Regions from separate parts of the Homo sapiens genome. Here region 1 is linked to region 2. Evidence: read pairs that join two places in POLR2A ChIA-PET (ENCODE). Cell type or tissue: GM12878. All regions are shown on one strand. Region 1 has its middle 16 kb from the start of LINC03135. Region 2 overlaps MAPK14 (mitogen-activated protein kinase 14).

Evidence for each region. Peaks named below come from ENCODE experiments on the same cell type or tissue, not always from the same donor. Only the 100,000 strongest peaks of a DNase experiment are listed, where the experiment ranks them.
Region 1: POLR2A ChIA-PET joins it to region 2 with 5 read pairs; 3 of 35 experiments call an interaction of 5 or more read pairs at or near these places.

Annotation. Positions count from the first base shown.
Region 1 is chr6:35,556,782-35,561,781 of GRCh38, forward strand. No RefSeq gene overlaps it. Among named protein-coding and RNA genes, the nearest start is that of LINC03135, 16 kb to the left of the region's middle. In GM12878, no CTCF peak of the experiment used is centred here; a DNase peak (open chromatin) is centred at 2,000.
Region 2 is chr6:36,028,827-36,033,826 of GRCh38, forward strand. The region is part of intron 1 of MAPK14 (mitogen-activated protein kinase 14); the gene reads left to right. Among named protein-coding and RNA genes, the nearest start is that of MAPK14, 3.5 kb to the left of the region's middle. RefSeq lists a silencer at 686-980. In GM12878, no CTCF peak of the experiment used is centred here; a DNase peak (open chromatin) is centred at 159; H3K4me3 peaks cover 4,388 bases; H3K27ac peaks cover 2,972 bases.

The sequences.
Region 1 (5,000 bases), 470 kb before region 2:
CACCTGGCTAATGTTTTTTTTTCTTTTTTGTATTTTTAGTAGAGACGGGGTTTCACTGTATTAACCAGGATGGTCTCGATCTCCTGACCTCGTGATCCGCCCACCTCGGACTCCCAAAGTGCTGGGATTACAGGCGTGAGCCACCGTGGCTGGCCTTATTTATTTATGTTTTTAAAGAGACGAGGGTCTCACTGTGCTGCCCAGGCTGGTCGTGAATTCCTGGCTTCAAAGGATCCTTCCACTTCAGCCTTCCAAAGTGTTGGGATTACAGGCATAAGCTATGATACCTGGCTGATCCTGTCTCTAAAATAAAAAGAAATTTTAAAAAGTGAGTTGCAAAAGCATCACCCTTTTTAACCAGATCCTTAACTGTAAGCAACAGAAAATCCTTCTGACTTTAAGCAGGAAAAGGATTCATTGGAAGGATATTGGGTAGTTCACAAAATCACTGAGAGGGCTGAGGAACCAAGATCCAAGACTAAACCATTTCTGCAGTTAAGCCCCAGCCCTTCGGCTGGCACAGCCATCGCCTGCCAGCTCTGGGCAGGTACAAGGGAAGCTGCCTCTGATACTACTGCCTCTGCTACCCTGGAAATTTTCCACAATTGCTTCTGCCTCGTGCAGCCTCTGCAACTCTAGTGCTGAATGCCAAGTTAGGGGAAGTGGGTCTGGCCGGCAGAGCCTAGGTCACATGCCTACCCCTATTGCAAGGGCAGGCGGGCAGCTGGCCTTTCAGCCTTTATGGTGGAAGTGGGCTCAGCCTCCTACATAGGAGGGGGTCTCAAACACTGAGCAGCTAAAAGAATGATAAATGGGGCTGGGCTCGGTGGCTCACATCTGTAATCCCAGCACTTTGGGAGGCCGAGATGGGTGGATCACCTGAGGTCAGGAGTTCGAGACGAGCCTGGCCAACATGGTGAAACCCCATCTCTACCAAAAATACAAAAATTAGCTGGATGTGGTGGCAGGTGCTTATAATCCCAGTTACTTGGGAGGCTTAGGCAGGAGAATCGCTTGAACCCAGGAGGTGGAGGTTGCAGTGAGCCAAGATCACGCCATTGCACTCCAGCGTGAGTGACAAGAGTGAAACTCTGTCTCAAAAAAATAAATAAAAATAAAAATTAAAAAAAATAATAAGTGGGTACATTGCTATCATTTATGTAAAACTGATGAACACCCAAAGCAATGGACTGGATTGTGAATACAGAGATGGGTAGTTAAAGTATAAATCACTAATAGGAATGATATACACTAACTCCAGGAGTGTAGGTACCTCTGAGAAGGGACGGTAAAAGGAAGGATGTGGGACTCTAGTTGTATCTGTAACATTTCTTTTCTTAAAAATAAAACCTCTGGGCTGGGCGTGGTGGCTCACGCCTGTAATCCCAGCACTTTGGGAGGCCAAGATGGGAGGATTGCTTGAGGCCAGGAGTTCGAGACTAGCCCGGGCAACATAGTGAGACCCCCATCTCTCCAAAAAAACCTAAAAAGTAGCCAGGGATGGTGGTACATACCTGTAGTCCCAGCTACTAGGGAAGCTGAGGCGGGAGGATCACTTGAGCCAGGAGGTGAAGGCTGCAGTGAGCCATGATCAAGCCACTGCACTCCAGCCTGGGTGACAGAGTGAGACCCTGTCTCAAAAAAATAAAAGAATAAAACCTCTCAAAGATGGCAAAAATGTTCATATCTGTTTATGCTGGTGGCGGGTACATGGGTATCACTATATTCTATACTTAACTGTAGGAAATATTTCCTAATTTCAAATGGAAAAAAATTACTTCAATGAATCAGAAATATGTGCCAAGCAGCTCGGGTCCCTTCAGGTGTTTCCTTATGTAACCATTTACTTGTGAATTAGCCCTGTGCCCACCAAAGGAAGTAGAAAGCTTTGCTTGCTCACACCTGCCTGTCTTTCCACGTGTCGCATTCTCCGTGAGAATGGCAGGGCACTCGGCTGAAACTGTGAGGCTGATGAATACGTGACCTAGTGCTGGTTACTGGAAAGGAGTGATTTATTTCATTACTGAAATTCTAAGTCCCTAGGCTGGGCGCGGTGGCTCACACCTGTAATTCCAGCACTTTCGGAGGCTGAGGCAGGTGGATCGATCACTTGAGGTCAGGAGTTCGAGACCAGCCTGGTCAACATGCTGAAACCCCGTCTCTACTAAAACTACAAAAATTATCTGGGTGTGGTGGCACATGCCTGTAATCCCAGCTATTCGGGAAGCTGATGCAAGAGAATTGCTTGAACCTAGGAGGTGGAAGTTGCAGTGAGCCGAGATCATACCACTGCACTCCAGCCTGGGCAACAGAGTGACTCTGTCTTAAAAAAAAAAAAAAAAAAAAAAAAATCTAAGCCCCTTAACAAGCCTTCTGAGAAGTTATCGAGTTTGGAAAATCAGAGACAAGAAGAGAAGAGAGAATAAGAATCTCAGAAAAGTGGGAAAGATTTTGTCAAAAAAAGCTTTTGTTTAGACATTGACTCTACTGCATCCAGTAGAAATGAATTAGTGTGTTTCTATATGATCTTTTCTTTTCTTTTCGTTTGAGTCAGGGTCTTGCTCTGTCACCCAGGCTGGAGTGAGTGACACCACCATAGCTCACTGCACCCTCTAACTCCTGGGCTCAAGTGATCCTCCCACTTTAGCCTTCCAAGTAGCTGGAACTACAGGCGTGCACCACCACTCTCGGCTAATTTTAAAATTTTTTGTAGAGACGAGGTCTCAGTATGTTGCCCAGGGTGGTCTCAAACTCCTGGGCTCAAGCAATCTTCCCACCTCAGCCTCCCAAAGTGCTGGGATTACAGACGTGAGCCACTGTGCCCAGCCTATATATGATTTTTAATAACAGGATATCAGTTTCTCCCTGTCCAGCTTCCAACCCCTACCCCATAAATGTTTAGCAAATATTTAAAGACTATAGCTTTGAAAGGTTACCTGCAGGGTCCAGCCCCACAGGCTCAGTGGGTCTCTCCCCGTGTGCGGAGACGAGAGAGTGTGGAAATAAAGACACAAGACAAAGAGATAAAAGAAAAGACAGCTGGGCCCGGGGGACCACTACCACCAATGCGCGGAGACCGGTAGTGGCCCCAAATGTCTGGCTGTTATTTATTGGATACAAAGCAAACGGGGCAGGGTAAAGAGTGTGAGTCATCTTCATTGATAGGTAAGGTCACGTGGGTCACGTGTCCACTGGACAGGGGGCCCTTCCCTGCCTGGCAGCTGAGGCAGAGAGAGGAGACAAAGAGAAAGACAGCTTACGCCATTATTTCTGCATATCAGAGACTTTTAGTACTTTCGCTAATTTACTACTGCTATCTAGAAGGCAGAGCCAGGTGTACAGGATGGAACATGAAGGCGGACTAGGAGCGTGACCACTGAAGCACAGCATCACAGGGAGATGGTTAGGCCTCCGGATAACTGCGGGCAAGCCTGACTGATGTCAGGCCCTCCACAAGAGGTGGAGGAGCAGAGTCTTCTCTAAACTCCCCCGGGGAAAGGGAGACTCCCTTTCCCGGTCTGCTAAGTAGCAGGTGTTTTCCCCTGACACTTACGCTACCGCTAGACTTCGGTCTGCCTGGCAACGGGTATCTTCCCAGAAGCTGGCGTTACCGCTAGACCAAGGAGCCCTTCTGCTGGCTCTGTCTGGGCATAACAGAAGGCTCGCACTCTTGTCTTCTGGTCACACCTCACTATGTCCCCTCAGCTCCTATCTCTGTATGGCCTGGTTTTTCCTAGGTTATGATTGTAGAGCGAGGATTATTATAATATTGGAATAAAGAGTAATTGCTACAAACTAATGATTAATGATATTCATATACAATCATATCTAAGATCTACATCTAGTATAACTATTCTTGTTTTATATTTTATTATACTGGAACAGCTCGTGTCCTCGGTCTCTTGCCTCGGCGCCTGGGTGGCTTGCTGCCCACAGTTACCAAATTGTGACTGTCAGGGTTGCCACATCTCAGCTTGGCCCTGAGTATACTTTCTGGAACATAATGTGAGCATAATATATGTTAGCTATTATTACTCAATGACCAAAAAAAAAGGAAAAACAACAACAACAACAAACAAATAAAAAATGGGCAAATGCCCAGTGTGGTGGCTCATGCCTGTATTCCCAGCACTTTGGGAGGCCAAGGTGGGAGCATCACATGAATCCAGGAATTCAAGACCAGTCTGGGCAACAGTGAGACTCGGTTGCTAAAAACAAAAAGCTAGGTGTGGTGGTACATGCCTGTAACCCTAGCTACTCAGGAGGCTGAAGTGTAGAGATCACTTGAGCCCAGGAGTTCGAGGCTACAGTGAGCTATGATCGCATCACTGTATTCAAGCCTGGGTGCCGCAGCAAGACCTTGTCTCTAAAAAACAGAAGGAAAAAAGGGGGGAAAGACTTGAATAGACATTTCTCTGGAGGTGATACACAAATGGTCAATAAGCATATGAAGAGATGCTCCACGTCGCTAACTTCCAGGCAAATGCAAATCAGAACCACAAAGGGATAACACCTCACACTCACCAGAATGGCTGCTCTAAAAACAAAACAGAAAATAACAAGTGTTGGTGAGGACGTGGGCAATTGGGACCTTTGTGCACTGTTAGTGGGAGTGTAAAATGGTGCATCTGCTGTGGAAACTGTATGACAATTCCTCAAAAAATTAAAAATAGAGTTACCCTTTGATCCAGCAATTCTACTTGTGGGCGCAGAACCAAAAGAATTAAAAGCAAGGTCTCCAGGAGATATTTGTATAGCCATGTTCATGAGAGCTATTTTAATAAGCCTTTGCATTAATCCTCGGGCACAGGGTATGATACAGCATCCTACAAGAATAAGGAACCCTATTTTGATGGTAGGAGAGGTGAGGATTGAGGACATAAGTCCCTTCCGTTTGCCGAACCAATTTCCCATTAAATTTGTGAAAGGGCCGTTTAGTCTAGAATTTTTGCTAACTTGTTGGATAAGGAGGTTAGGCCTTGCAAAGCCTTTGTTATTGT
Region 2 (5,000 bases):
AATCCCATCTTGAAAAGCGTTCTTTTTGAATTCGCACTTGAATTAACAGCGATCCATAGAGCTTAAAATACCGACTTTATCTCGGTGAGCACTGTGCCAGCTTGAGTGGTGTGTTTCCGATTCGGTTGAAAGCGTATTTCCTTTCCGTGGAGGGGCGGCGGTGGTAGTGCCTGCAAGAACACTGCAGCTTGAGAAACTGGCAGGCTCACTGATTAGTCACATACCACTGCTCATTTAAGTATTGTTCGACAAAACAATTTTCTCATTTGGAGCAAGAAAGATTCAGATCTGTAAGGCGCCCTCAAGATCAAAAAGTTATTAACAGTGCTGGGAGGTATTGTAAATATTTTTTGAGATAATTCCTGCGAATACTGTGTTTTAAAAGTCCCTTAGAGAGCTTGCAGGGAGTTATCTAGTTATCTGCATTTATGGCCTGAGGTACACGATGGTTTTCGTAAGGATATGGAACCACATAGAAAAGGAAGGGAAGAGATACTTTTTAGCTTTAATTTACACCGTGAGTGTGTTTTAAATTAAGTCGATAGCATATAATTTCCAGACCTGAAATATTTCACTAACTGCTCTCTTAACTTCCAAGGTTTTATACCCTGTATTTTAGATTTTCTATAATTTGAAAGCTACGGATCTTAAACTAAGTATCAGATTTAACTGTTAGCTTTTTCTGTGTTTTAGTAATTCGTATTGTATGCGTCATTTGAAAACGGGCCTGTAAAATCGTTTTTTTGTTTTGGAACAAATTCCAGGCTTTTGGATGTGTTAATCTTTAAATATGATTTCTGTGTTTCCCAAAGTCACATCATGAATTTCCTGTTTGGTAGAATCTTCTGGGTAATTGAGATTGTGCAATTGTGTCCAGCAACAGATCATATTGCATTTTCTAGTTCAAGTTGCTTAAGTTATGTTGCAGATAGCACCGTGCTTGACATCTTTCTCCCATTTTTACAGCATGGCAGTTTACATTTTAAAGGAATTTGCAGCATTTTACATTCAGAGAGTGTGTGTGTGTAGTTGGTTTGCAGCATTTTACATTCAGTATATACATATTATATAGGTATATACATTCAGTATATACATATTATATAGGTATATACATTCAGTATATACATATTATATATATCTAGTTGATTTGCTAATTTTCAAAGACGTATTTGGATCATTGCTCTTTTAATATTTTATAGCTCATTAATATACTTCCATTTTTTCATTCTTGAATTGACATACATTTCTGTAGTATCACGTTTTCGTTTTCAATGCTATTTAAATTTTAATGGAGTGATACAGCAGAATAACTCAACTATAGAGGGTTTGGGTGAACTCCAATTGAATTGCTTGCAAGGGTTCGCTACTATTGGTGACTAGCTCTGCACTGGAACAGGAGATTCAGATTTACAGTGAAGTACCATTAAAATTAACTCCACAGTTCTTTAGTGGTATACTTTTCTGTGGTATAGAAGCCAGCAGTATCTGACACTTAAAAGTACTTTTATTTTATTGAACAGATTTTTTAAAATACATTGACATTGTATAAAATTTGAAAGTTTTACAAAGGTACTCAGTGGGCCGGGTGCAGTGGCTCACGCCTGTAATCCCAGCACTTTGGGAGGCCGAGGCGGGTGGATCACAGCGTCAGGAGATCGAGACCATCCTGGCTAACACGGTGAAACCCCGTCTCTACTAAAAATACAAAAAATTAGCCGCCCGTGGTGGCGGGCGCCTGTACTCCCAGCTACTCAGGAGGCTGAGGCAGGAGGATGATTTGAACCCGGGAGGCGGAGGTTGCAATGAGCTGAGATCGCTCCACTGCACTCCAGCCTGGGCGAAAGTGCGAGACGCCGTCTCAAAAAAAAAAAAAAAAAAGATATTCAGTGAAAAGTCTCCTTTCCTTTTTGTTCTCCAGCCACTCTACTCTCTCAAAGACAGGCACTGTTAAGTGTCTTGTGTCTTTCCAGAGAGGCAGTTTTTTTTATTTGCTTGTTTGTTTAGTAGTCTTTCTACTAAAGGGATTTAAGATGTAACCTACAGCATATTGGTGAAAGAAAATACAACTGAAACTGAAATTGTATGACAATTGACAATAAACAAATTATAACTAATGTTGGAATGAAAATACCAGAATTTAGATTTACAATTAAGTGTTATCTTATTCAGAGATTCAGCGTAGTTATTTGAAGTTTTTCTTTTCTTTGAGACGAAGTCTCACTCTGTCGCCCAGGCTTGAGTGCAGTGGTGCCATCTTGGCTCACTGCAACTTCCACCTCCTGGGTTCAAGCGATTCTCCTGCCTCAGCCTCCCTAGTAGCTGGGACTACAGGTGCCCGCCACCATACCCAGCTAATTTTTGTATTTTTAGTAGAGACGGGGTTCTCCATGTTGGCCAGGCTGGTCTCAGACTCCTGACCTCAAGTGATCTGCTCTCCTTGGCCTCCCAAAGTGCTGGGATTATAGGCCTCAGCCACGGTGCCCAGCCTGAAGTTGTTCTTTCAATGAGTACCTTTTTAGGTGTGGCAGAAAACATTTTTTGGAACTTCTTTTAGAATCCACTTTGGAGCCTGTGATATTCTTCTTCTTTTTTATTTTGAGACAGAGTCTCATTCTGTTGTCCAAGTTGGAGTGCAGTGGCACCATCTCTGCTCACTATAACCTCCACCTCATGGGTTCAAGCGATTCTCCTGCCTTAGGCTCCCAAGTAGCTGGGATACAAGTGCGCAACACCATGCCCGGATGATTTTTGTATTTTTAATACAGACAGGGTTTCACCATGTTGGCCAGGCTGATCTCTAACTCCTGACCTCAGGTGATCCACTTGCCTTGGCCTCCCAAAGTGCTGAGATTACAGGGGTGAGCCACCGTCTCTGGCCATCCATCTTCATTTTTTTGAGAGCAGATTTGATTTTAGGGAATAACAGTTCATTTGAATCCAAATAATTTAGGGAATTTGGACTCAAGTCTGATAAGAAAGATAAGGCAATCAGGTTGGTGATACTACTGTTTTAGGTCAGATAGGAGTTATAACTATAAAGTAACAACACATAATTTTTTGTGTGACTTCTTGAACTGGACCTGAAGTCTACTTCCAAAAAAATCTCCGAATTTTATTTTATTTATTTATTTATTTTGTAGAGATAGGGTCTTACTGTGTTGCCCAGGTTGGTCTCAAACTCCTGGCCTCAAGCAGTTCCCCCACCTTGGCCTCCCGAAGTGCTGGGATTATAGGGATGAGCCACCACACCCAGCCCCTGAATTTTATTTTCAAGAATGAAAATAAATGAATAGAATATTTCAATGAATAAAATTCATTCATTGAAATATTTGTCAGTTTCCGAATTTTATTGCTCTAAAGTGTGGTATACTTTGTAACATTTACAAATTATTTTAAGCCTATATTATTTTAATTTATACTAAGTATAGTAAAAAAACAAGTAGAAGCCTGTGTGATAACCAACTATGAATCAAAATAGAGTTTTACAAATATGCCTTTCCGTTAAAGGGTAAAGGGAACTAGACTAGGTCTTGCAGTTTTAAGGAACTTTATGCATTGTCTGTGAGGGGAAATGAAGCAAAATTGTTTAAGAATACATTGTTGCAAAGCATTGATTTTGGGGTTTTGGGACAGAAGGGGAGAATCTTTGTGGTGAGTTTAAGGAAATACAAACAGGAACTTAAGTGCCTTTCCTCTGGGGTAGGGTTCTTCCAGGCCCTTGCTGTTGATTAGAGGAGGTGGGACACTGGTAACCATGAAATAGGAGGTGACAGTTGAGAATTACTCTTAGATCTTATTCAACTGTTTATTCAACAGTGTTTATTGAATACCTACCATGGGCCAGATAGCTAGGTTCTGGAAATAGAGTGCTAAACAAGACAGAAACAAGACAATCCATTCTCTCCTGGAACTTACAGCCTAGTGGGTTTAATAACTACATTTTGTGGATTGCTTGCTATGTTCTAGCATTGTGCTGTGCACTTTATCATCAGCATAAAAAGTATATAACAAAACCTTTGGTAAAAGGATAGCAAAACTTGCTAAGAAATCAAATACAACTTCCTAAGTGCTTTGTGGAACAAGATTATTCTAGTATAAAAGAAATAAGTGAAGCTAACTTTTTTTAACTATTAATGGCCATTCACCATTTTAAATCTATTTTTTTTTTTTTTTAGAATGAGCCAGGGCACAAAGAAATAAAAGTGCATGATTATTAAGTATACAAGGGTGACTTTCTTGACTCCTGACCAGTGAGAAGGGTGTGCCCTTTACTTTTCTAGTAGTGATAGTAGGTCCATGCTGAGCTTTCCATTCTTTTCTTTGTAACCAAAAGTAAGGTAGTTGCCTGTATGTTACCAGTGCCAGTCAATAAGAAGTCTTTAAACATAATTAACGGCAAGCATTTGTATTATTGATGTATAAAGATTGTTTTAAGAAAGAGTTCATTCGAAGCTGGCTATAAAGTCATTTTATTATCAAATCCCATTTTTCCACTTTTTTTTTTTTTTGAGACGGAGTCTTGCTGTGTTGCCCAGGCTGGGGCGCAGTGGTGCAATCTCGGCTCACGGCAGCCTCTGCCTCCCGAGTTCAAGCAATTCTCCTGCCTCAGCCTCCTGAATAGCTGAGATTACAAGTGCGTGCCACCATGCCTGGCTGATTTTTGTATTTTTAGTAGAGACGGGGTTTTACCATGTTGGTCAGGCCAGTCTCGAACTCCTGACCTTGTGATCTGCCCACCTTGGCCTCCCAAAGTGCTGGGATTACAGGAATGAGCCACCACACCCAGCCTCCACTGGTTCTTCTTTAAAATAAGCTTATCCTGGATCTCCAGGTTTTCAGTTCTGCCAGTTTGATTTCTTGATACTGAGGAGTACTCTGCTTTTGATTTCTTTCTAGCCCAGTCTCAGAGATGATGTGTTGACTTTGCCTTTCATGGGCAAGAGTGCAGATATTGCTGAGCCCCTGGGGCCTAGAATTCAAAGATGGAAGAATTCACTGGG